4 separate regions of the Homo sapiens genome follow, and all the other regions are linked to region 4. A link is a loop called in an ENCODE intact Hi-C map of the cell type or tissue named here. Cell type or tissue: heart left ventricle. All regions are shown on one strand. Links, peaks and the distances in the headings refer to the core of each region. The heading gives the core; the rest is flanking DNA. Region 1 overlaps HBP1 (HMG-box transcription factor 1). Region 2 has its middle 18 kb from the start of CBLL1. Region 3 overlaps HBP1 (HMG-box transcription factor 1). Region 4 holds the start of BCAP29 (B cell receptor associated protein 29).

The links. Peaks named below come from ENCODE experiments on the same cell type or tissue, not always from the same donor. Only the 100,000 strongest peaks of a DNase experiment are listed, where the experiment ranks them.
Region 1: it touches region 4 in a loop (2.7-fold over the local background); 6 of 110 quality-filtered maps call a loop at or near these places.
Region 2: it touches region 4 in a loop (2.1-fold over the local background); 27 of 110 quality-filtered maps call a loop at or near these places.
Region 3: a loop joins it to region 4, with 2.3 times the contacts of the local background. A loop is called at or near these places in 12 of 110 quality-filtered maps.

Annotation. Positions count from the first base shown.
Region 1 is chr7:107,183,722-107,186,221 of GRCh38, forward strand. HBP1 (HMG-box transcription factor 1) reads left to right here. Exons shown (of 11, transcript NM_012257.4): 4 at 2,080-2,221. Among named protein-coding and RNA genes, the nearest start is that of HBP1, 16 kb to the left of the region's middle. In heart left ventricle, for the core only: no CTCF peak of the experiment used is centred there; no DNase peak of the experiment used is centred there.
Region 2 is chr7:107,722,015-107,730,574 of GRCh38, forward strand. No RefSeq gene overlaps it. Among named protein-coding and RNA genes, the nearest start is that of CBLL1, 18 kb to the right of the region's middle. In heart left ventricle, for the core only: CTCF peaks have their summits at 3,309 (motif pointing left) and 3,511; no DNase peak of the experiment used is centred there.
Region 3 is chr7:107,200,666-107,208,001 of GRCh38, forward strand. It overlaps HBP1 (HMG-box transcription factor 1), which reads left to right. Exons shown (of 11, transcript NM_012257.4): 11 at 749-1,857. The coding sequence ends at 766. It overlaps COG5 (component of oligomeric golgi complex 5), which reads right to left. Exons shown (of 22, transcript NM_006348.5): 22 at 707-2,965. The coding sequence ends at 2,851. It overlaps LOC124901720 (a long non-coding RNA gene), which reads left to right and starts at 2,965. Exons shown (of 2, transcript XR_007060471.1): 1 at 2,965-3,826; 2 at 5,028-7,336. In heart left ventricle, for the core only: a CTCF peak has its summit at 1,364 (motif pointing right); a DNase peak (open chromatin) is centred at 1,356; H3K27ac peaks cover 441 bases.
Region 4 is chr7:107,576,879-107,585,438 of GRCh38, forward strand. It overlaps DUS4L-BCAP29 (DUS4L-BCAP29 readthrough), which reads left to right. Exons shown (of 13, transcript NR_163941.2): 7 at 3,881-3,986; 8 at 7,004-7,104. BCAP29 (B cell receptor associated protein 29) reads left to right here and starts at 3,368. Exons shown (of 8, transcript NM_018844.4): 1 at 3,368-3,423; 2 at 3,881-3,986; 3 at 7,004-7,104. The coding sequence starts at 3,895. It overlaps DUS4L (dihydrouridine synthase 4 like), which reads left to right. Exons shown (of 8, transcript NM_181581.3): 8 at 435-1,645. The coding sequence ends at 682. RefSeq lists a silencer at 3,226-3,715 and an enhancer at 3,806-3,875. In heart left ventricle, for the core only: CTCF peaks have their summits at 3,682 and 3,884; DNase peaks (open chromatin) are centred at 3,363 and 3,503; H3K4me3 peaks cover 2,500 bases; H3K27ac peaks cover 2,460 bases.

The DNA of each region.
Region 1 (2,500 bases), core at 1-2,500, 400 kb before region 4:
TGGAAAGTGAGTAAACCCTTCAGAAGAAAATCAGTGTAAATAAAAACATAAGACATAAGGAAAGGAGTATCTCCCTGAGGATGTATTATTCTGTCCAGCATTTTGAGTAATGCTCTGTTGTCTGGCCTACCTCCTAACACTGTCTGCTCATGCAGCTTATTGTTGAGTGTTAAACTGTGTTACTGAGCTTTGATATCTGAAGTCTATAGTTAAGGAGTTGAGGACAGGTAAAAATTTATATTACCCCTGAATAGAGAGAGAGATGAAGAAATCAATGCTGTTAGTGTTTGGACGTGTTTAGCATGTTAATTTTCACAGAGTATTTAGGCCATATACATTTTAGAATATCACATTGTTCCCTTCATTTTTATTTATTTTTACTTTTTGTTACTTCTGTTTTAAATGGTTAAACAGAAGAACTGATAAAACTCACTTTTTAAAATTAGGGAGTCAGGAATGAACAAAAGGAATATTTAGCAGTTTGGCCATTCTCTGATACTTCATATATATCTAAATGTGTAATAACAGGATGGGCAGTTTTTGGGCAAAAGATGAAACATTCAGCATATAATTTGAAATCAAAAATTGGAGAGTATGCTACAATGCATGGAAATCTGAGGGCCTTTCGATTTAAGGAGTGATGTGAACATGAAAGTATAGATCCTTATGTAAAAGTAATTTCTGGAAAGGTAAAATGAAAAATGTTAATGAGGATAAGGTAGAAATTGAAGGGCTAATACAAATTCTCAGGGAATAAGGGAAAAATTGGAAAGATGTCCTTTCTCTCTTTTTTGTTTTTGTTTTTTTGAGACGGAGTCTTGCTCTGTCGCCCAGGCTCGAGTGCAGTGGTGCAATCTCGGCTCACTGCAAGCTCCGCCTTCCGGGTTCACGCCATTCTCCTGCCTCAGCCTCCCGAGTAGCTGGGACTGCAGGCACCCACCACCATGCCTGGCTGGTTTTTTGTATTTTAAGTAGAGATGGGGTTTCACTGTGTTAGCCAGGATGGTCTCCATCTCCTGACCTCGTGATCCGCTTGCCTTGGCCTCCCAAAGTGCTGGGTGGGATTACAGGCATGAGCCACTGCACCCGGCCCTTCCTCTCCTTTTTAAAGAGTATTAGTACAGACATGCATAAACTTTTTCTGTTAAGGACCAGATCTCTATTTGGCATCTCAGACAATTATCCTGATTTGGGACCTTACCTTCAGATGGTTTTCCCTCCTCCACCTGGCTGTCTTCCTCTCTGCTTCCTTTCCAGACTGCTGAGTCCATACACATCATTCATCATCCTCTATAGGCTTGTTTCTTTCTGTTACCCCACCCATGAATATCTGGTCTGTTTGTGAGGGAAGGATCTGGGTATGCTCCTGGGAGCTCCATATACTCTAAAGGGAGCATTGTCTGGTAAAAGAGACTTTTGAGGGGAAGAAAAGAGGGCAAGGGATAAAGTTTTTTTTTTAAGGTGATCTTTGAGGAGAAAAAATAACTAGACCTTATATGTAGTTGCTTTTCAGCAAGTTTGTATTAGAAAACAAGAAATAGTGTCCAGTTACAAGGAGGGTGGATAGGCTGCTCTCTGCTATAAAAAGTGTAAGCATTTTTGCTTAAGGTAGTTCTTGTATCTGCCCAGTGATATGTGGTTGGTAGATAAAGAGTTCAGAGTTGGTTACACTAAGCTTAAATGCTGTCTTCATACTGAGACTTACTGAGTACATCAAAGTAGAAGAAAGAAATGGATAGGACGCCCTGCATTAGAGGGGGTATTATCATTCACAAACGAAATATACACATGTATATGTATTGATAGAAAAATGAATGGGATAAATAAATGAAACCATAGTCGTAGTTTAAAATATATTGTCAAATCTGAAAAAAACGATGTCTAAAATGTGTGAGGAGGGTTTGGATAAGGAGTTAAGGAATATAATTATAAAATGAAATCTTGCTGTCTTTACTAGTGTTTACCATAAATGTGTTCAATGTAATAACATTGGCGTTTTAAATATGAAGTTCTTTCATTAATAGGAAAGATCTACTTTAAGGACCTATGCTTATGGTTGAAACTGTTGCTTTATTTTAGATCATCTCCTGTACACATCATAGCCACTAGCAAAAGTTTACATTCCTATGCACGCCCTCCACCAGTGTCCTCTTCTTCGAAGAGTGAACCAGCCTTCCCTCATCACCATTGGAAGGAGGAAACACCAGTAAGACACGAAAGGGTAAGTTTATTTATGAGGTTAAACTTTTACAAAGTTTGTACAACAGTTGAAGTACATTAACATTCCTCATAGGAAGTAGTCTCACTGTTCTGTTAGTGATCTGGATTTGATTTTATATACAGCTCTGCTATGTGTTAGGAAAGCTTATTATTAATGGGAATGTGCGTATAACTAAAGCTTCCAAAAACTTTGTTTTGTGTGTGTCTTTTTTTTCTTTTTTTTTCTTTTTTTTTTTTTTTTAGCAAATTCTCCCACAGCCTGACAACCCTCAGTTTTTGA
Region 2 (8,560 bases), core at 2,307-4,806, 140 kb after region 4:
TACCAATAAATATATAATGACTACTTACATAGCCATAGCCATTATAAGGAGGTAGAGACTGAAGGCGACAAATGGAGGGCAATAATAGAGAATGATAAGAATAGCACACTCTCTAAAGAGGTAACATTTAAGGAAGGAATTGGCATGTACAGATCTGGGGAAAAAGTTTTCAGGCAGAGGGAACAGTATAGGTAAACACTCTGAGTCAGGAAAGAACTCAGTGGGGAGGGGGGTTGTCTCACAAGTGAAAGATCAGCAGGACTGGAGGGTGGTAAGAGAGAGAAAAGGCAAGGAGGTCATCAAAGCAGGATGCTAAACAATCAAAAGTTTGTAATGGGAAAGCACTGAAAGGCTTCAGACTCAGAAAATATGGTAAGATTTGTATTTTTAAAAGATTATTCTGGCCAGGTGCAGTGGTTCACACCTGTAGTCCCAGCACTTTGGAAGGCTGAGGCAGGCGAATCACCTGAGGCCAGGAGTTCGAGACAGCCTGGCCAACATAGTGAGACGCTGTTTCTACTAAAAATGCAAAAATTAGCAGGGCCTGGTGGCACACGCCTGTAAACCCAGCTACTTGGGAGGCTGAGGCAGGAGAATCGCTTGAACCCGGGAGGCAGAGGTTGCAGTGAGCTGAGATTGTGCCACTGCACTCCAGAGCGAGACTCCATCTCAAAAAAAAAAAAAAAGATTATTCTGAGAGAAGTGTAGACTGTTTGTTTCTATGTGCAGAGCATATCTCAAAGGATACAAAAGGAACTGGTCATTTTGGTTGCCTACAGGAAGGAACTGGGTACCTGGGGGCAGGGGTTCGAGGCCGAATTTTTACTGTAGACCCTTTATTAACTTCTGATTTTGTACCACAAGAAGGTATTGTATTTTTTATATATATATATATATATATATATATATATATATATATATATATATATATAAAATATTCCAAGACCGGAAGTAGGAACAGGAAGAAGGCCATTGCAGATGTTCAGGATCTATTTGAGACAGACTTAGGAAAACTTAGTGATCAGACTGTGAGGGGAGGAAGAGGGAAGAATTGAGATAATCTCTGTTTTTGAATTCTGGATTGAGTAACTAAGTGGATGGTGCTGATAATTACTGAAATATGGGAGACTTGAAGAGGGTCAGTTCACAAGCATTGGCAGCTCCATAATTTCTGTTTAGGGAGGCTTATGGGTGGCCAGCTAGTTGGAAGTGGGGGCTAAAATAGATGTATTTAAAATATGTGTTTGCATAGCATTTATATTAGTCAGGATAGGTTTAATTATACTACAGTAACCTAACACATTCATACCTCAGAACTAAAAAGAGCAAAAACTTTAGTGACTTATACAAGAAAAGTCTGGGGTGGTTTTTTCTTGCTGAATGTTTGCTGTGGGTCAAGGCAATTTTTTTTTCCATGTGATGACTTAGCATTCTAGGCAGCTTTGATCTTAGACATCTATTATCTCAACACAGGATCACCTTTCTTGAAGGCAAGGAAGAACAAAACAAAACAATAAAAGCAAGAATTGTGAACCTGCTTCAAATATTTCCACCCAGAAGCAACATGTAACTTTCACTCACATTTCGGTGGCCAAAGTAAAAAAAGCGGGCAAATATAATACTTCCAAATGTCTAAGAAGGGAAGGAGAGCTAAAAATATTGGTGACCACTGATACTATGTTCTTTTTTGAGAAAGGATCTCCCTCTGTTGCCCAGGCTGGAGCTCAGTAGCACAATTACAGCTCACTGCAGCCTTGACATCTCGGGCTCAAGTGAACCTACCACTCAGCTTCCTGAATAGCTGGGACCACAGACTTGCCACACTATGCCGGGCTAATTTTTGTATTATTTGTTTTATAGAGAGAGGTTCTTGCTATATTGCCCAGGCTGGTCTCAAACTCCTGGTGCTCAAGGGATCCTCCCACACACATACATACTTAAAGAGTAGAACTAGTAATGAAAGAAGAATTGAAAATGTACAAGAGGGAATAGATAACTGATGGTGTGTGGACAAAAGACAAGAGGGGATCTAACTTGTATAGGATGAATACTCCCCTTTCTCTGGGATGAAAGGAATTTAGGATGGGATGGGAGTTGGGGGTCAGGAAGTTGAAGGAATGGTTCTGCCACAGGCCTCTCTTTTATTTCTTTCTAAGACAGAAAGGCCAGGACAGATCGACTTCCCAAAATGCTCTTTTCAACTTCTACCCAATTTAATTATGTTCCAATTTGCTTACATCTCCTCTTCACTTTTACCCTTTTATGCTTTTTTTCTGTCAACTTCTCCCCGTCTGGGATCCATCTCCAGCCCCTAGGTCTTCAGCCGATTTAGAGTATTACCATGGCCAGTCTTCTGGGATCACCTTGCCCTTTGATACCCAAATGACAAAACAGTCCATCCTATGTAGGAATTCCAGGCTTTTATTCAATTTCTTTATTAATGAGTGCATTCACATGTTTAAAAGTTTGTCACCTTAATTCTATAACTCAGTTTCAACTGGTATAATAATACATCTCAAAGATGGACACAGCCTTACCTCCCTTAAACATAACTAGGATATGTTTAATAAGATTTTGCTTGAAGGCTTAGGGATAACAGAAAGGAGTCAAGACAGAAAAGTTGAAAAGTATTATAACTCAAATGTCTAGCCCATTTTGTTCTTGCTTTACTAAGAGTTTCTCAGATATCAGAAAAACATCCAATTACAAAAGGATTGTGGATATTTACTTGTCATGTAGAAAAACTGCCTAAAAACCTTATTTGAACTCTTGCTCTTCCAACCAAGTTCTTGTCCCTGTGTCAGCTGTCTACTCCCCTCCCTACTGCCCACAAAGAGTTTCCTTCCACAGAATGTTAGGTACAAAATCTCTGACCTTCAACAGGGTTCTTCTCCAAATCACACCCTGCTACAACATAAGTAGGAGGAATATATTTCTGCAAAACAAAAGCTCCAGTTGTTAGCCAAACCTGACCCTAATTACACTCCTGAGATGGTGAGGTTTAGTATCGTACCATCATACCCAGCTACAGAAAACGAGAGTTTCTCAAAGTTCGTCTGCTGATCCCTGCATCAGAATCTCCTGGGGCCTGGGAATCACAAATCAGAACATGTTTGCTTGTAAGACATCCATTAGGTAATTATTTGGGAGGAAATATCTAGTTTTGGGGCCACAATATATTTATATATCTCTCTCTATATATTGCATTATTGCCATTGCAATAATGCAAAATATTTTACATCTCTTCATGACTTCCAAACTTTTGGTGAAACGTATGTGGGAGACTTTATTTACCTGTGACTGGTGCCACCTAGTGGACACCATCTCCTAAAACGGTTTCTGTCTAGGATTTTTATCTACCTGTCAAATTTGAGGATGATGAAGACAAAGACGAAGATGACTCACAGTCATTAAGTGCTTATTATTTGTTAGGCATTGTGAAAGTTGTGATGCTAGTTATTTAAATTCTTTGGCTAATTTATTTTTTATTTACTTACTTATTATTATTTTTAGGGTCAGGATCTTGCTCTGTTGCCCAGGCAAGAGTGCAGTGGCACAATCACAGTTCACTGCAGCGTCAAACTCCTGGGCTCCAGCAATTGTCCCACCACAGCATCCCAAAGCATTGGGATTACAGGTGTGAGCCACCACACCTGGCCTCACTGGCTAATGTAATTTCCACAAAAACACTACAGGTGGGAACAGGTATCCTCATTTTACAGATAATGGAAATTGAGAAAAAGAAAGGTTAAGTGAATTGCCTAAGGAAGGCCACTCGGGAAGTAAACTGCTGAGTTAAATTCCAGAGCCCAAATCCTTTAACTACTATTCTAAAACACTGAGTCAATTCTACAATTAAAGAAATCAGTACAATTTCTTTTGATAAGTGAATGTTGATGGTGTGGTTTAACACCCTAGAGATAGCTGAAAAAGATTTAAATGTTAACAGGGTCCAAGGAAGCAGGTAGATTGTTCCCTGGGGCATTAATAAAGGGCCAAATAAATGTCCTGAATTGGACACTGGGCAGACAAGATTCATTCTGAATTCCTTTAGGTTAAGGAGAACTAGGCTATCATTTGTATTGCCTCTTATTGCAGGAGATAAGCAAACAGTAACAATAAATAGAATAGCTAAAGTTAGGTGAAGACTGACACTCTCCTCCCCATATAGCAAATTAGATAGAGAGCTCACACTCTGTTCCAACAATCTGGAGTGTTTATTCCTAACAAAGAAAGAGTATATTATTCTCTAGCCTCTCAGTGAGAGATTCACTGCAATTAAGTACCAATCTTTTCTCTTTCTAGTATATTTTATTTTCATGGTACTGTAAAGGATCTTCTGTGCAACTCAGGGAAATTAGGTCATTCCCAGGTATATTAGTCAGCTTGGGCTGCCATAACAAAATGCCATAGACTGGGTGGTGGAAATAGCAGAAATTTATTTTCTCATAGTTCTGGAGGCTGGAAGTCAGATCAGGGTGCTGGCATGACTGGGTTTTGGTGAGACCTCCCTCCTTGGCTTGCAGACAGCAGCCTTCTTGCAGTGTGGCTCACAAGACCTTTCCTCGGGGCAGGCACATGCAAGCTCTCTGGTGTTTCTTCCTATAAGGAAACTAATCCCATCATGAGGGCCCAATCTTCATGACCTCATCTAATGCTAATTACCTCCCAAAGGCCCCATACCCAAATACCATCACTGAGGGTTACAGCATCCACATGAAATTGGGGGAGGATACACTCCATAATATTCTGCCCCCTGGTCCCCCAAAATTCATGTCTTTACTGCATGCAAAATACATTCATTTCATCCCAACAATCCCCAAAAGTCTTATTGCAGGATCAATTCTGAAATCTAAAGTAAAAAGTCTCATTTAAATATCTAAACCAGGTACAGATAAGATTCATCCTGAGGCAAAATTCCTCTCCAGCTATGAACTTGTGAAACCAGACAAGTTACGTGCTTCCAAAATAAAATGGTGAGACAGGCATAGAATACACATCCCCGTTCAAAAATAAAGAAATAGGAGAGAAGGAAGGAGTGATGGGTCCCAAGCAAGTCCAAAACTTAGCAAGGCAAATTCTGTTATATCTTAAGCCTGGAGGAAATTCCTCTTTGGCTCAAATCTCGGTCTTCCAGACTCATTGAGGTAGTAGCATTACCCCCACTGCTAATGTGTGGCCACAAACATGAAGCTTTGCTGGGCAGAGACCTTTGAAACCAAGGTGGAGGCAGTCTTGCCCTACGCCATCCCCCTGGGCCCATGCACTCTTAGCCTGTGGTAGGAGTGGCAGTCCTGATGATCTCTCAATTGCCTTTGGGGTCCTTTTGTCCTTTTCCTGAAGAGTAGCTCACTTTCACAGCTGAATAGCTCTATGGTCCTGTCCTGTAAAATCCAAGAAGTCAGTCATACCTCCCACTGCCTTCCCCTCCCCTCCCCTCCCCTTTCCTTGACAAGATCTGGCTCCGTTGCCCAGGCTGCAGTGAAGTGGCATGATCATGGCTCACTGCAGCCTCAACTTCCTAGGCACAAGCAATCCTCCTGCCTCAGCTCCCCCAAGTAGCTGGGACTACAGGTGCATGCCACCATGCCTGGCAATTTTTTTTTGGTATTTTTTGTAGAGACAGGGTTTCACCATGTTGCCCACACTGGTCTCAAACTCCTGAGCTCAAGTGATCCACCTGCCTCAGCCTCTCAAAGTGCTAGGATACAGGTGTGAGCCACTGCACCGGGCCCTCTCTTTCTTTGTCCCCTTTAGTTCAAACAGATGGTGTCTCTGCTGGTATAATCCCATCTCTATGCCTGCTTTCTGTTGAAATGGCTGATTGTGTTCACGAACTGCACTCATGATCTTTTTATCAAATGGATGTTCATCCACACCCTTAGTATTCTTTTCAGGACAAGCTTTCTCATTTTTTGCAATATGGATAGGCTGATAATTTTCTCAAATCTTCAAGCTCTGGTTCCCTTTTGCTTAATTCCTTCTTCAATTCATCTCTTTCATTTCACATTTTGCTATAAGCACTCAGGAGGAACCAAGCTACTCCTCGGACACTTTGCTTAGTAAAATATCCAATTCAGCCTCACAAGTTCTACCTTCCACAAAATACTAGAACACAGTCCAGCTAAATTCTTTGCTACTTTATATCAAAGATCACCTTTCCTCCAATTAATATATTCTTCCAATGACTTGTTCTTCATTTCTGTCTGAGACCTCCCCAGAATTGCCCTTAATGGTCATATTTCTAGTATGCATCTCAAAGCTCTCCCAGTCTCTCATTATGCAGTTTCAAGCTGCTTCCACATATTTAGGTATTTGTTACACAGCACCCTGTTTCTTGGTACCAAAATCTGTATGAATCAGCTTGGGCTGCCATAACAAAATACCATAGACTGGGTGATGTAAACAAAAGAAACTTACTTTCTCACAGTTCTGAAGGCTGGAAGTCTGAGATGAGGGTGCCAGCATGGCTGGGTTCTGGTGAGACTTCTCTTGCTGGCTTGCAGACAGCTACCTTCTCACTGTGTGTTCACATAGCCTTTCCTAAGCACATGTGTGTGGAGAGAAACAGAGAGAGGAAAGCTCTTCAGTGTCTCTTCTTATAAAGGCACTGAACCCACCATGAAGCCCCACCCTCATGACCATCTAATCCTAATTATCATCCAAAGCTCCATCCCCAAACACCATAAACACTGGGGGTTAGGGCTTTAACAGGTGGAGTTGGGAGGATACAAATATTCAATTTATAGCACCGGATATCCTTTATTTTAATTTGTTTTGTTTCCATTTATTTTTGTTACAAATGAATCTGTCTAGAGTTTTTTTCCCCAACTTTTAATTATACAGTATTTTCAACACCACAGATGTTGAAAGGATACAATACTACACGCCCCCCACCAAGATTCACCAGTTGTTAACATTTTGCCATCCTTGCCTTATGTATATGCCTATCTACCTATATATATTTTGAAAGTAACTTGCACATCATGATATGCTACCTCCTACCGAGTCAGCATTCATCTCCTAACCAAAATACCATTATTATACTCAAGAATAATTATCTTATATCATCTTCTGGCCCATCTATATTAAAATTTCTCCAAATTTTTATAGCTATTTTCCCCTGAATTTGGATCCAATCAATTTCATTGCATTTGAAAAAGTGCTGTCATCTTCTATGATAACAATGCTTTTTTCTGGAATACCTCCTGAAGGACCCGCCTGAGGCTGTCTTACAGTTAATATTTTTAAAAAACAAGTAGTAGTATACTCTAAAATAATGATAACGATTAAATGCCTTTACTTTTATTAATTCAAAAAAGTCCTCCTACCCTTTTCTCCCCTCGTGACCTTGACTTTTTGAAGAGACAAAGGTGTGATAATGGCATTGTCACTATGTTATATTTTAGAGATTCATACTGAAATACTTACCAATGAAATGGGGGGAGAGCTGTTACAAAAATACAATGCATAATTAATTTGCCTCAGATTTAATTTAAACTTCTTACCTAAGTGGAATCAACTTCTTACCTAAGCTTATCAATTGCACAAGTAAACATACAGGATTGACTTACGTGGTGATAATACTGGAAAACACTGTATGTTTATGATTCTAGAATTCTACCTCAGTTTAGCATAGTTTTAAACTTAAGTTCATTAGTGATTTAGCTCATCAAAATATGTGGGTGAAAAATATTAAAACTCCAACTAAAAACCCCTCAAATAAGACTAGAATAAAATTCTAAGAATCACCCTAAATCATTCTACTCAGGAATAACTTTTGCTATGGTCTGAATGCTTTTATCTCCCTAAAATTTATATGTTGAAATCTCACCCCCAATGTGATGGTCTTAGGAGGTGGGACTGTTGAGAGGTGGCTAGGTCATGAGGGCAGCACCCTCATGAATGGGATTAGTGCCCTCAAAAAGAGGCTCCAGCGAGTGCAGTGGCTCATGCCTGTAATCCCAGGACTTTGGGAGGCTGAGTCAGGCAGATCACGAGGTCAGGAGATCGAGACCATCCTGGCTAACACAGTGAAACCATGTCTCTACTAAAAATACAAAAAATTAGCCGGGAGTGTTGGCGGGCGCCTGTAGTCCCAGCTACTCAGGAGGCTGAGGCAGTAGAATCGCTTGAACCTGGGAGACAGAAGTTGTAGTGAGCCAAGATCGCGCCACTGCACTTCAGCCTGGGCAACAGAGCAACTCCGTCTCAAAAAAAATTTTTTTTTCTTTAACATGGGAAGTATTTTTTCCAAAGGCTCTTTCTAGGTTAAGAAATTATGAAAATCTCCAAGAGGCTGAATATTTTTTATTCTTGATATTATTCTTAATAGTCATGCATCACTTAATGATGGAGATATGTTCTGAGAAATGTGTTAGGTGACTTCATCATTGTGCAAACTTCGTACGGTGAACTTACAGAAACCTAGATGGTACAGCCTACCACACGTCTAGGTTATATGGTATAGTCTATTGCTCCAAAGCTACAACCCTGTACAGAATGTTACTGTACAGAATACTGTAGGCAACTATAACACAATGGTATCTGTGTATCTAAA
Region 3 (7,336 bases), core at 1-2,500, 380 kb before region 4:
CAGCTTTTTTTCCTTAATTGGTGAGGGACCAATAAGGCTGGAGGTGTTGGGGTATGTTAGCTGTCATTCATGGGGACTTGTGCCATTGGCACAGAATTTCTAGATTGAAAAATTTCAAGGAGGAGAAGAAATAGGCCCAGGAATGGTGGCAAACAAGTCTATATGATAAGCTATCTTGGATAGACTTGTTTCTTATAACTTTTCCATTACTAAACTAGCATCTTTTAGGTTCAGCGTTTTTAGATTAATTGCAAAAAAATTACATGTGATATAGTGGGGTCAATTTGAAGTATCATTGAAAGATGAAGGGAAGATATCAATATTTTTATAGTAGGAGGGCTGGCCAAAGATGTTTTAAATTCATTGTGTACATGTGCCTGTTTCTTAGTAAAATGCAGGTCATATCTGTTTAAATTTTTCACAATTTCTTTAAAAATAGTGGTCAGTCAGTAGTCAGATGAGAGGGTGGCTGAACTGAATTTTGGCAGTTCTTGGTTAATTTAGAATTTCATGTGTTCGGACTTTTCCTGTATCCCTTTTCTGTTCATCCTAGTCAATGTCTTATCATTGCATACATTTTCTGGATGCTTGAGCCATCAGATATCAGCTAGCTTTTTAAAATCACCTTTAAGAAAGCAGTATTTTCTAATAGTAAATTTATAAACATCTTATACATCTTAGCTTTCATATATAGGATTACTATGTATTGATTTGTAAACATTCACTGAGTTTAATTTTATTTCCACAGGGCTCACAACAACATTAAACCAGGATGCTTATGTTCTTAAGTCTATATTTGCATATACATTGACTCTTGATGGAAAGACTTAAGAAGATCAAGGTCTCACCATTTGTCCTCAATTCGTGTGACCATAAGATACTGATAGCATTGAGTCTTGAAATGATTTAATAATATGAGTGAGGATTTGCTTTCTCCATTAGAGCATTAAGCTAAAACTATCAACATTTTAAACCAAATTGCCTTATTTTTCTTCCAAACTTCATATATGTCTATCAGGTAATAATAGGCTTGAAAATTGATATCCTGTGGTGCTAAAGTACAGTAGAAAGAGAGGAGAAGTGTATACATGTTTTATTTTAAATTGTACGAAAGGGGAATTTAAAAAATATGTAACTGCTGTTTATACATTGGCTCCTTACTGCTTATTAATCTGTATTGTACACATGATGAAATGAAGCAGAAGCTGGGAGTCGGCCTTTCCTCTAGTAACCACCACATGGCTCAGCATCTGTGCCAAACATAGGCGCTCCTAGTCTGGTCAGTGCCAAGAGGCTACCAGAACATGGGGCAGGTGGCTGGTGTTGGTGTCCCAGCCTAAGAGCCACCTGCTGCAGTTACCATGGCATGCTGAGTTGATGCACCAGGTGGCAGCAGCCATCCGTTATTATTTCCAATGGAGACCTAGCCCAGGCCAAGGTAAAGTTAGTTAATAGCATTGGGATATAGTCACTGTAATGGTGCTATTAACAAACAGTCAACACCATTGTATTTTTTAACTTCGTGTTCTGTATCTCCTCAGCCATGTATCTTAAATATATTTTGTCATCATAATCTTTATGGTGGGGGCAGACTTTGCACTTACTGCAGTGCAACACTTGCACTTTAATTTTCCTCCAACTGTCTAAAATTAGAGCAAATACATTGGCAATACAGCTGCTTTTGCTCTGAGCTACAATCATGGCTTTTCATGTTACTTACCAAGTGGTGTTTCTGGTTAGGAATCACAGCTGTAAAATTGATTTCAGTTCATCACACTTCTTCATGATGTTGCCCCTAAATTTTGCACACTATATTCTTGTATATTATTTCAAATAAATGGAAAAAAAAGTTGCTTATCTCTGACGTCTACTGATTGATTGATTGATTGATTAATCTTGGCTGAATTTTATTTATGAGTTCTCAGAATAACAGGTTCAGGAGATGAGATGGAAAACATAAGGCAAATTCCTAACACTGCTAATTAGGAGGCTGCTGATAGGATTTTAAAAATTAAAAACAATGTTAATAGTGGAACAAGAGCCATCAGAAAATAAGGACTTAGATTATCTACTATTTATAGAGAATTGCTATACAATAAAAATTTTTATTTTTCACGTGGCATTTTTGTTACACGGTTAAACAGCCCAAAGGTCTGCTTTTAATAACATGACAAAGTGTAACAAAAGCCTTGCTTTATTTAAAGATCCAGTATGACATACTTAAAAAGGCCATTTAACCTTGTATCTTAGCTTGGGATGTGCCAGTGGTTCCTCAACTTTGTTGTCTATTGGAATCATTTTGGGGATTTTTTTTTTTTTTAATAGTGGTGTCTGTCAGGCTCCCACTCCTAGACATGTTAATTAATGTGGAGTGCAAGTTGGGCATCAGGATTTTAAAAAAATCCCCTGGTGATTGGTATGAATGTGCAGCCAAATTTGGAAACCACTGAGCTACATGCTTATTTAGTGAAGAAGGCAGGGTTGGGGGAAGCAGGGTACATGTTATAACTTGATCATATCCCTTTAAAAGAAGTGGGGACTTTGGGTTTATGTACCCATAGGAGGACTTGGTTATGGATGGGAAAGACATTTTAGCCTTGTACAAAAATCTGAAAGAGGAAAACATCTTTCTGGAAAAATCAGGTCCATGGAATTGAAAGGTGGTGATAACTCAACATTTTTTATGCTAAAGTATAAGTGCTAAAGAGGTAAATAAACGTCGATAGGAAATACCGAACAATCAATTACATTCTTAAAATAGTAGATAGTAGCAGTCTTTTGGAGTATGTGTTTAACTGCCAACTATGAATGGGTTAGCACAAAGTGGAGATGAACAAAGATTTCATGTCATTACTGAAGAGCAGACATAGCCTTTTGAAGCAGCTGAACCATTATGGGATAAACTGGTGCAAATTCTTTGCCTTCTCTACTTCTCACTGATTGAACATAAGCTTCCAGGGCTCCCCTGAAAACCAAAATGAAAACAATGTCAAAATATTAGATAAATCACATAAAACAGTTAAGGGGATACCAATATATAAAAATTATTAGTAAGCTCATTTCTGGAACTGTTAATGCTCGGTTTCACAAGCCAAGTGACCAACAGCCTTCACTCAGTTACTGGTAGTGTTACTATGGTTACTACGGTTACTACGTTTAGTGTGAAAAACTATAACCATGTTTTCAGTCTGCATTGTTCTTAGTGGTCTAGTCATATACTCGGAGTCCTCTGGCTGTGTAAATATGTTCTCAATTTCCCTTTTCCCTGCTTCCCTACTGAAGACACCGGCAACGGAATGGGCATTTGTGCCTACTCCCAGAGCTCACGAGGGGCATCCTGCGCCTCTGAAAGGCACGCTCAAGAGTACAAGGGGATGGGGCCCTTTGGCACATTCGGTAACACCAGTAGATGCATTATATTCCTGTTATTTGATGAACTATGAACAACCAACAACTAGAATAAGTGCTCTTGGGCTGTAATGGCAAAATACATGATCGGGAAGCAGTCTGAATTTAATCAAGGGGATGTACCATTCCATTGTTTATGATTATGATCTCATGGATTAGGTTGGGGGTTAGCAAACTGCCTGCAGGCTGAATCTAGCCTGATGCTTGTTCATTTATATATTGTCTGTGGCTGCTTTCACACAATGGCAGAGTTGAATAGTTGAGGCAGAGACCATGTGGCCTGCAAAGTCTGAAATATATCTGGCCCTTCTTTTACAGAAAAAGTTCGTCAGTCCCTGAACCAGATCGTCTGTTTAAGTGGAGCTAAAAAGAATGGCTACGAGATTAATTTTTAATTATTGGTCTATTTAAGTACCAGGTACACAAATACATTTTTGTCATATTTTCTTCAAAATTTCAGTTTGAGATTGGAGCATTTGTATAAAGATGTAAGTTAATACCATTACTCAGCTCACATACGATAGCACTTAAGTGGTTTTCTTTTGCTCTCAAATACTGAAAATACTAATCTAATTGGGTTTGTTCAAGATTTTTCATTGAATTGTGGGGAAAACATTTCCCCAGAGTCTGGCTATCACTGATCAGTTTGTAGTGCCCTTCATCCCACAAGCCACTGTCATACGTAAAGGGATTTCAAATCTCTTAAGTTCCAGCCCTCGACCTCCCCCTCCTGATCTCTGCTTCTTCCTGTCCTCTGGACAGTTTTATCTGACTTGCTTCCAGGTAGCCTCAAACTCATTTGTCAAAAAATTGGGGCAGCGTTCTGCCCGCCTTCCCTTATTTCAACAAAGGGCACCATCAACTTAAGGTCTCTTAGTTCTTTTCCCCTCCTACACCGAAACAATTACCAAATCCTATTAATTTGCTACACACATTTCCACATCCAGTCCCTCCTCTCCCCTTCGCTTCACTTTGAACCCTTGCTATCTTGTGCCCTAATGATTGCTGTAGCCTCTTAAGGTGGTGAGCATCCTACTGCTGTTTCTCCCCTGTTCTGGTCAGTCTTCCATATTATAGCAAGAGATTTCCCCTGAAGTATTACAGCACTTGCCGTGCCCTGTTCTTTATAGGAAATCTGGAAAGGTCTGACTTCTGTATCAACAGCCTTGACTTAGCAGGATCCAGCATTGTGGAATTCCTGAAGGCTGGTTCCATGCTCTGGTCAGTGCCTAGACTCAACCCAACTGAATACCAGCTTCATCATCAAGCTGCTCCCAGCCCTTTCTGTGCTACTGCTGGGTTTTAGATAGCTTGATGTGGCCTAAAAAGACCCTCAAATCATTAGTTTCCATTTTTGTGTTACCAAGTAATGTGCAAAGCATATTTGCCCCATTTGTATGGCCCAACCTGGCTGCCCACCTAGGGAAAGATCAAGGGTGTTTGTTCATACATTGCTATGAAATAAAGCTGTCTCTGCCTAACAAAGTAGGGGGTGCCAAAGGGCCTGTTTATCTTTGGCCATACTGAATGTTTCAGTTAAAGAGCCACATTCTCTTAGCCCTTTGCACATTATCTTCCTTATCCTTAGAATACCCTTCCTTGCTTACTTTCTTGCGCAGCTCTTTATCTCTTAGGACTCGGCTTCAATGCTCCCTTTTAAGGAAAGCCTTTCTTAACTCCAGGCAGCAGGAAAGAATGGAAACCATCTTGGAGTCACACAGGTTTGTGAAACGATCTCACCTCTGTATCAACAGCCTTGACTTAGTAGGATCCGGCACTTTGGAATCCCTGAAGGCTGGCTCCATGCTCTGGTCAGGGCAGGAGTACTTTAAATCAGGTATGCAGGGGGATGGGCAAGCCCTTACTGAAGAAGTGTAGCTGTTTTTTTTTTTTTTTTATTTTTTTGAGACGGAGTCTTGCTCTGTCGCCCAGGCTGGAGTGCAGTGCCGCAATCTTGGCTCACTGCAAGCTCCGCCTCCTGGGTTCACGCCATTCTCCTGCCTCAGCCTCCCGAGTAGCTGGGACTACAGGCGCCCGCCATTGCACCCGGCTAATTTTTTTGTATTTTTAGTAGAGACGGGGTTTCACCGTGTTGGCCAGGATGGTCTCGATCTCTTGACCTCGTGATCCGCCCACCTGGGCTTCCCAAAGTGCTGGGATTACAGGCGTGAGCCAGAAGAAGTGTAGCTGTTTTAAATAACATGTAAGTTCATACCATTACTCAGCTCACATACCCAGTTTCAAGTCCCAGCTAACATACCACTCTCAACTGGCATGCAAGATGGAATTTAGTGCTCTTAGAGAACAATGTTTTGTGAGATGCCTTAGTTAAACCAGAGCTGACCCTGAATGGAGATATTTTTCTATGAAAAAAACTTGCTTCTTTTGGTAATATGCTTCTAGTTGGTATGCCATCCTGGGAAATTGTCTCCACTCCCCAAATGTAGTCCCTACAGAATCATATACAGTAAAGAAATCCCCAAGGGCTCATCTGTCTTTAAGACACCAAGGTGTATGTATCAGCGTATAAGAAGTGTTTAAATTCACAGGAACTACAATCATTTCATAGTGAATGGATTAGATATATTTGATGGACAAAAATCAACTTAGTTTCGTTGGCATTTAAAAGGATAAGACATCACGTAAGTTACACAACATGTAGAAGAGATCAGAAATGAGTTTGGTTAGATTTTTGGGTAGTCATCAAAAACACCATCAGAAGTATGGGGCAAAAAAGATTAAGCTGCCCTCCCACATGAAATTAGAGCAAGATTTTCGAGTACTTATTAAATTACTTCATTTGCTTAAGCAAAACATTAGCTTTCTTGGAAGTCAGGCCAAGTGTTATGTAACAGTTAGTCTTAACTCTGGTTTGTAACCAAAATAAGTAGATTATTGAGGTTATCCTTATTGAGAAAAAAAACACGATTAGTAGAGGAATGGTTTGTGGTAACATGGCAACACTGCTCAACATGACAAAAACTAGCCAAGTGGAAGTTTTCATGGAAAACAACATTGATTTTTGTCAGGCATTTAAATATTCAATGTGATTAGTAAGTACTGAAATGCATAAATGACTTAAAGATACACTACATGCCTCAATAAGCAGTTAAGCCCAGGCTTTTCCCTGGTTCCATCCTCCCTCTTCGTCCTATTTCAGACACTCCATTCACAGAACTGATAGGTAGCTAGTGACATGGTACCAGGAGGAGAAACATTTCCCTCCATCGATGGAGATCTTGGGAGTTCTGCAGAAGTACAGAGGAGCTGAGGGAATGGCTTCCAGATTGTGGACCCTGGACCATGGCAAGAGGGCAAGGGATCCAAGGATGCACATGGCACCAAGCATTCTCTGATGGTGTAGATAAAAGTACCACTAGGCTAATAAGGTCTGTGAACATTTGTGTACTCCTACTCAAAGAGGGCCATAAGAAGAAGAGTTGCTCTCCACGGCAAATATCCAGAGTAAATGGATTTGAGGCCAACCCCACCGCTGTTACAGAGCTTGAGAAATCTTTCCATCAAAGACTCTATCTTTATTGAAAACACATTCAACACTTACCCACAGGCACGAGCCAGGCGGCTGCCTCTGCATCTGAGGGAGCACACGTGTCTGGAGCACCTGCCTGATGCAGGCTGAACACATACAACTGCCCCCATTTACACCACTTGGTCCCATGAGTAAGTTATTACTCTGATTTTCAAATGAACTTGACTAGTATTCATTTAAGCTCCAGAAAGCATCTGGTGTCAGAAGAAAACAGGAAGGCAGGATGGTTCACTATTTCCCATTTATTCAGCAGCAGTAGTTACACTATCCTCAATTTGCCCTATTTTATGACAACCTAACATATTATGCTGGGAGGAACAGAATGAGTATACAACAAGGTTTGCCCCAGAAGCTAAAACAAATTTACTGACATTTAAA
Region 4 (8,560 bases), core at 2,462-4,961:
AATAAGAGTAAGTGAACTCGAGAATGATAAGAGCTAAAGGAATCCCAGAACTGCTATGCAGTTTCATTATTCCCTTAAATTATTGGCATGCCAAGCCCTATAATTGCTAGATGGGAGAATATAGATAAACTGAACTTTAAGCAGCCCAATTTATGACAATCCAGATTTACCCTAAAGAAAAACTAAAGACTAATGGTTTAATGTAGAAATCTTTAAAAAATAAAGATTTCTGTACGTACATTTAAACTTTCCTGGTTTACAAAAGGTACCAAAATTAATTCTTTTGTAATCGGATTAAACATATTAATGCAATAAAGACATTACAAAACCTTGTGATAATACTTTTTAAAAATATACTGTTTGCTTCATTGAGCTTGAACTAATAACCAGGGGTTCTTAATGTATGGACAAATATGGTGTGCTTTAATTTGTAGGTGTGATGGTTGCAAGAGGACTCTTAGCAAACCCGGCCATGTTTGCTGGATATGAGGAAACCCCACTGAAATGCATCTGGGACTGGGTTGACATTGCTCTTGAACTCGGGACTCCTTACATGTGTTTCCATCAACATTTAATGTACATGATGGAAAAGATAACTTCAAGGCAGGAAAAAAGGGTATTTAATGCTCTGTCAAGCACATCAGCAATCATAGATTACCTTACAGACCATTATGGCATTTGACTAGACTTCCCAAATAATTTTAATATATACTTTTAGACCCACAGTGAAACCACAGAAGGTCATATTTTGTACCTTAAACCAGTAGCTCTCAAATTTTAGTATAAAAACAATTCCTGGGAGCGTTTTTTAAAAATCAGTTGTAGACACCACCCTCAGAGATTCTGATTAGGTAGATCTGGAGTAGACCCAGAAATACACAGTTTAAAGAAAACTCCCAGTGGTTCAAACATCCTGATCATCCTAGGCAAACATTGACAAATACTGCTCTGAATCCTGTTCTATAGATATTGGGGGGATGGGTAGAGTGGGAATTTTTTCCTAATCATGTTTTTAACATTTTAAAATAAAATTTAATACTAAGAAATTATGGCTTATAGTATCTATAAATTAACAAGAAGTATGCAGGTGCAAAAAAGTGGTGGAACAAATACCAACATCCATCCAAAATGAAAAAGAACAGGAAATTCTGAATAGAATTGCACTCAGAACTTATATTAAAAATTCCATTTGGTTAATGACATTAAATTTGGTACATTTCAAAACTTCTAGGTCCTCCAAAGATTGAAAGCTTAATAATCTCCTACCTAAAAAGATAAAATTAATTGCAATCTACCATATCTTAAGTATAGGAAATTTGGTGTCCAACCTGGAGATGATTATATATTTGAAATATTTCCTAGAGAATAGTAACCAGGTTTTGTTTTTAACTTTAAAACCTAATTACTTTTGTGCCTCTCAGCCGTTGATTGTAACTTTAAAGTCCCATGGTTTTGGAGTGTTATTAATAGATTTTGTTATCGGTGGGCATGCACTGCAAGAATTAAGTATCTCAGACTGAAATAAAACCGTTCATAATTAAAGTATTATTTTGTTTTGCCAACATGAAAACTGTTATAAGGAAACAATTATGTAAAACTGTTTAATTCACGTTTGGGAATATTGAATGAATCCATTTTAACATAAGCACTGTGGTGCCATCTTTTTTCTCAGTACATTCTGTTTTCACTTTTCAGTTAATGCATTTTTTTTTTTAAAGATAACTCGCTGTTTCATTTTCTATGAATACTGTACAAAATAGGGAGGTATGGTCAGAACTCTGAATTGAATTACCCTAGTGTTGTGAGCACAGCATCATCACTAGAGTAATGTGCTCGGTGTTTGGAAGGAACCAGCGTGGATGGGCAAGAAGTTCTAACACTTTTGATTAAAAGTAACTTCCTGGCCGGGCGCGGTGGCTCACGCCTGTGATCCCAGCACTTTGGGAGGCCAAGACGGGCAGATCACGAGGTCAGGAGATCAAGACCATCCTGGATAACACGGTGAAACCCCGTCTCTACTAAAAATACAAAAATTAGCTGGGCGTGGTGGCGGGCGCCTATAGTCCCAGCTACTCAGGAGGCTGAGGCAGGAGAATGGTGTGAACCTGGGAGGTGGAGCTTGCAGTGAGCTGAGATTGCGCCACTGCACTCCTGCCTGGGCAACAGAGCAAGACTCTGTCTCAAAAAAAAAAAAAAAAAAGTAACTTCCTGGCTAGGCGCGGTGGCTCACACCTGTAATCCCAACAGTTTGGGAGGCCAAGGCAGGCAGATCACTTGAGTCCAGGAGTTCGAGACCAGCCTGGCCAACATGGTGAAACCCTGTCTCTGCTAAAAATACAACAATTAGCTAGGCATGGTGGCAGGCGCCTGTAATCCCAGCCACTCTGGAGACTGGGGCCAGAGAATCACTTGAACCTGGGAGGCAGAGGCTACAGTGAGCCGAGATCGCACCACCACAATCCAGCCTGGGCGACATTGGGAGACTCCATCTCAAAAAAAAAAAAAAAATCTTCCTTATGGTTAATTTATGTTCAAAGTCTATTTTTCTATTTTTTCTGTTACATGTGATCCAGAATATTAGTGATAAATTAAGAAAAAGCACCAACTTAAATGTGTTTTTGAATGTTTTATATTCTATAATTATCAATTTTCAACATTTATTTACTATTCCCCAAATAATTGTTACCAGGATAGTACTTTTATTAAATTCCTGATACGTTGTCAATATTGAAAAAACTCAACAACTTAAATGTACACGCACAGTTTGAAAAGCTGGAAAATAGTGAAAGAATATCCCCATACCCACCTTTCGTACCAGTCCCCAAACATCACGGTAAAGTTTACTGTCTCTTCCCAGCCCATGGACGGGAACGGGAACGCCTACGGAATATGTTGTGACATACAGTTGATCCTAGGTTCTCCAGAACAAAATGCTGCACGACCACCTCATCCTGGCCCTTTATTAAATATAGCTTAATTCTGGACACAAACAGTTCCCACCATGAAGAGAGAGTAGGTGACCGGAAAGGAGTGCGTCTTAAGCGCGTTCGCTGAATTTGCACCACCCAATCCAGCCCCGCCGCCCGGCGCCGCTCCTTAGACCTGGACCCCGGCACCCTCCCGCCGGGGCCGCACTTAGCAGTGGAAAGTCTGTCCTCCTGAAGAAGTTGCGCTCCGACCTCCAAGCATCAGGTCAAAAGTCTAACTCATTCTCTGACCTGCCGCCAATTAGAAAACAACTGTTGCCAATAAACGTGGTCGCGCCGCCTGTGACCTCAGCCGGGACGGACCCGCGGGCGGGAGCCTGCGGGGCGTGAGGCGGGGTGGGGCCCTGGCTCCCCTCCCCCGCCCAGCCGCGGCGTCTGACGTCCCGCGCGTCGGCGGCCGCGGAGCAGCGCAGGGAGCCAGGCGGGCTGCCGGCGGGTAAGGGCTTCTGCGACCCGGGGACCCGTGGGGCGTAGGCCGCGGAGGGAGAGCGCCGCTGCCTGGTCTGGAGAACCCCGCGGAGCTGGCCTGGCCCGACCCGGCCCGGCCCGGTCCGCGGCGCGGTGGTCGAGGGCCCGCGGCGCCTTCTGGGAGCGGGAGGGCCGGGAAGCCGGGCGTTGGTGGAGGGAGGCGTTGGGCTTCTGTCGCCGCGAAGCTGGCGGAAAAGGCAGTGGCCAGCGAGCCGCCTCGCCAGTTCCCACGACTCCCAGGGAGGTGGCGACACCCGCTTCCCGGGCCACCCTTTTCCCCTTCCTGACCGGGGTCCGTGCTTGCCTTCCCAGGTGGGGGAAGGTGGAACACTGTCCATCCCCTGGACAAAAACGCTGCGCCTCGGGGCCTTGAACCCGGTTTTGTTTGAAAGGAAGCAAGAGAAAATAAGTGTTTTTCCATTTAGGTGTGAAGAAAAAAATGACACTCCAATGGGCTGCAGTGGCAACCTTTCTTTATGCCGAAATAGGACTCATTTTAATCTTCTGCCTACCTTTTATTCCTCCTCAGAGGTAGGAAACCTTCAAATCGTTAACTAATAAATATTGGATCGCTCTTAATGTAAAATGGAAAAAGTTTTCTGAACATTAAAAAGTTTCGAAAGTCTTTGAAAATAAACTCACCTAACGAATTAGGTAGTATATAATGACAATATTAAAATAACATTTTATATAAAACTCTGTTACGTGTACAAGTGAAATAACTTTTTCTTCCCTTCTAAAAGAAAAGGCGCCTATACTTTTGATTCTGTTGATTACAGATATAATAAAGCAACGATTATACTTTTAACACCTGCCCTGCCTTGTCTCAGGTTTTACCTTTGTTTTATTGCCCTGAATTGGAGCCATGAACTAAATAAATATAAGTGGATAAATCATGTTTACAGTACAGCATGGGTGTAAAAGTGTTTCACTGAGGCACTGGAACAGCAATTTAGAAACCAAAGCCAATAAATTATTCTTAGTTTTCGCCTTTGTAACCGTTAGTTTCATTAATGACAATTTTACTACTTTTGATTTCACATAAAATTAATGAATGTATATTAAAAGTGCTGAATGTGAAAAGTATCACAACCATGTATTAGCATTAGTTCGTTAGTGACGGAACTTCTAAGGTCTTGAAGAACCAAGTACAGTGTTTCAAGCCAAGCAGTGGTTCATTTTACCCTTGCAGTAATCTACTTTTTAGTCGTTTAATTTTAGATCCAGAAATTTGATAGTATGAATGGGGAAATACACATGTAATAAAAATATTGCAAGATATTTGTTCATACTCCTGGCATAAAAGAAAGTATTTCATAAGTGAGATCCTAGAGATAACCCACTAAAGTGTATTAAAATCCCAGGACTGGGAGAAACTTCTTAAAGTTTCACCTTAGCTCAGGGTCCAGATAGTCTTTCACAACTCCTAACTTGCTCCTTACCTGCCTGGATTTCTGCTCTCTTCTGTCCTTCTCTATCAGCTAAGCTAAGCTCAGTAAGTTGTTTCTTACTAAAGAAAAAAAATTGAATCATACTGTAGGGTCTTTGATCTTATTTGATCCATTCCACCCATGTTCTATATATCACGTACTGAGACCCAGGAGGGCAAGTAGCCTACGGTTACCTAGCTGGTAAGTGACAGATTCTAGAAAAAAATCTGGCTCTTAGTCCAGTGTTCTTTCTACTCCATCATGCTGCCTCTCATCCTGTAGGTTTTGTTTCAAACTCAGTAACACCCTGTTTTGCTTTTTGGTAATATTTGCAATGATAGAATCCTATATACTCAAGAGAAAGAAAGATTTTGTATATAAACATCTAATTTATAGATAAGGCTTAAGGGTTTGCAAAGAAGGAAAAATTGTCAGTTGATCTTTACTCCATCAGAGTGATCTGTAACTTATGGATCAATATTTTTCTTCCTGCCAAATAAAAATTTTACCCATCCTGATCAAGTAGCTATTAGATAGATGTGTGTATATTTGCATATGATATATAAATGTGTTCTCATGTACAGATATAAAGAAAATACGGTATGTATGCACGCAGATCATTTACAATATGTCCTATGTGTGTATCCACATCTTTTTATCTTTTATATTTGTATCACCATAATCTTTAAAGAAAATATTTCATCATTTAGTCTCTATTATTTTCTTACATAACCCAGTGGTTAAAGGCACATGCTCAGAAATCAGGTCACCTATAACTGCATGTTACTAACCTTGGGCATGCTCTTGATCCTCTCTGATCTGTTTCCCCATCTGTAAAATGGAGGTAGTACTAGTGTCTACCCCTTACGGTAGTTGTTGTAATTAAATGAGATAAAACATGTAAAAGTACTTAGAACCATAATATAGTGAGAACACAATAGGTATTAGCTATGATAAGGTGCTCAACTGCTAGTTGTTCCCTATGAGAGATCTCTTACATTCCCTTTTACACCACACCAAACCTTGAAGAAATAAGTAAATTTACATTTGGACCTAGATCAAGGTATTACCACTTATGTTCTCTTAAAAATATAAAATTTTATATTGCATAATTTAAATATTGGCTGTATAAAATGCTTGGACTTGGAAGCAGAGACAAAATGAACCGATTCATCTGTATGAATCTCCCTCAACCCACCAATTTCAAGTAGTTACTTGAAGTTGTCCTAATCTTAAATCTTAAATGTGTCCTAATCTTAAAGTGAAACTGTTTTTTTCAAGTTGTAAGTGCTTGAAGCTATTTAAGTGCTTACTACATTTTTCTGCCTCCTTTCAACTAAAGTGTTACTCATTTAAATTGCCCTTGTACAAAGTTTGTTACCTTTCCTATTGCGTGATGGATTATTTTGCCACTTTGCCATTTATAACCCATGCTTTCTTACCACTGTCTTTGTTTATACTGTTCAATCCACCTAGACTATTTCCCCATCTCATTTCCTCTATGTTCACATCTTTATCTGTAGTAATTACATGGTTTTATATATATATATATAGTGTGTGTGTGAAAATTATCAAGCTACATATTTAAGATTTTTTCAATTTATGTGTATAATACCTGGGTAGTTTTTATAATTCCCTCATGGTTAAAGTAGAGAAACTTTTAGTTGGAGTATACGTTAAAATTGTACTATATAAAAATCAGTATGCAGAGTTAGACCCCACTCCTGAAATGTTGCCAATTGTTAGAACAATATATCTTTATTTCTAAGTCATTTCTCTGACCATGAAAAAGATACAGAGTAGTAGCTTCTATCAACAATATAATATTTTACTACTGCAAGAATTCCTTTTTAAGGTTTTGCTCATGTATGGTTTACTTTTAGAATATTTAAGCCACCAGACAGAGGATAATCAAATATCAGGTTATTATTAAATTTGAAAGAGTTGTTTTTTAATTCATGAGATATTCTGTCATGTCAGAATTAATAAATTTTAAAATTAAATTTCTGTAATTTTCACTTGCTACACAATTACTAAAATGTTACTTCAGTATTTAAAAAGTATTTCAAAACTTTATTTTAGTTTTTTTATACCTAATATAATTGTATTGCTTTACAGATGGCAGAAGATTTTTTCATTTAATGTCTGGGGTAAAATTGCAACTTTTTGGAACAAGGCTTTCCTTACCATTATCATCCTATTGATTGTTCTATTTCTAGGTAAGTACTAGATCCCTTCTTTGAATAAATATAACTTTTTTTAAATGAATTTCTTTTTAATTAATAGAGTTGATGTTACAATTGGTGTACAGTTGACTTTATATAGTATATTGATAGTACATAGAGTGGATACTGATCTATTGATACACAGTTGATAGATACTACCATTCTGTATGTTCAAGCTTAAGTTTCAACAGGGCACAATGATTCTTAACCCCTTCTAGGTTATTTTAAGATTTAAATGCTGTATATTAATGCATACCTTGCTGTTCAGAGTTACCAGACTTTATTTTTCATGGTGTTGTCTCTCCTTTGTTACTGTGATGTCCTAGGCACCCAGGAGCTTAGCTGTTAGAAAGGCAAATAAAAGAATAGAATCATTAGGCTCTCCAAAGGAGTCTTAGATGCAGGGTGTGCATTTGGACTGGATTAAAAAATAAACATGGCCGGGCGAGGTGGCTCAGGCCTGTAATCCTAGCACTTTGGGAGGCCAAGGCGGGAGGATTGCCTGAGTCCAGGAGTTTGAGACTAGCCTGGGCAACATAGCAAAACCTTATCTTTACAAAAATGTAAAAATTAGCCAGGTGTGGTGATGTGCACCCATAGTCCCAGCTACTCGGGAGGCTGAGAGACTGGAGGATTGCCTGAGCCCAGAAGTTCAAGTTTGCAGTGAACTATTGCACTCCAGCCTGAGCAACAGAGCAAGATCCTTCCTTAAAAAAACAAACAAACAAACAAAACTGCAACATAGATTTGGGGACTACCGCAAAAATTTGAATATGGAGTGATTGTATAATATTAGGGAATTTTTGTTAACTTTAGTTGTGATAACAGCATTGTTACATAGCAGGGTCAGCAACCTATATAGCCTGTGGGCCAAATACCTATTTTTGTAAATAAAGTTTTATTGGGAAATGACCATGCCCATTTGTTTACATAATGTCTGTACTCGTTTTTCAGCATGTTTTAAATTTTCATGGTAACAGTATTTTAAAAATTAAAAGTAGACCTTTAGGTTCTTGTCAAACCAGAAGTTCCATGAGTCTTAGTAATCACCATGTTTTTCCAGTTGTTACTGAGCTCAGAGAAATTGAGTGACTTGTCTAAGATTATCTAGCTACTTCTTGAAATGCCCCTTCTTGCACAGAGTATGTTTTCCCTCAGAATTCCCTCAGAGTTGTTGTGTTGTTGGTTAAATAGGATTTAGAGAGGCGAACTTGGGACCCTAACCGCCATCTTTGACACTGTTTTGTGAGAAAATGTCTTCCATGTTCCAAACCACCAATCTCTCAAATAGAATCCTCTTTATAAAACTAAGAACATCTGGTATGAGAAGGGATGGTATTGTCAAAAACAGAAAGGTGTGAATGATTTGTGCCTCTTTTCAAGATGTAAATATTTGTCTCATGGTACATTATTAATGTTATGGATTGAATCTCTAGCCATATAACTAGTT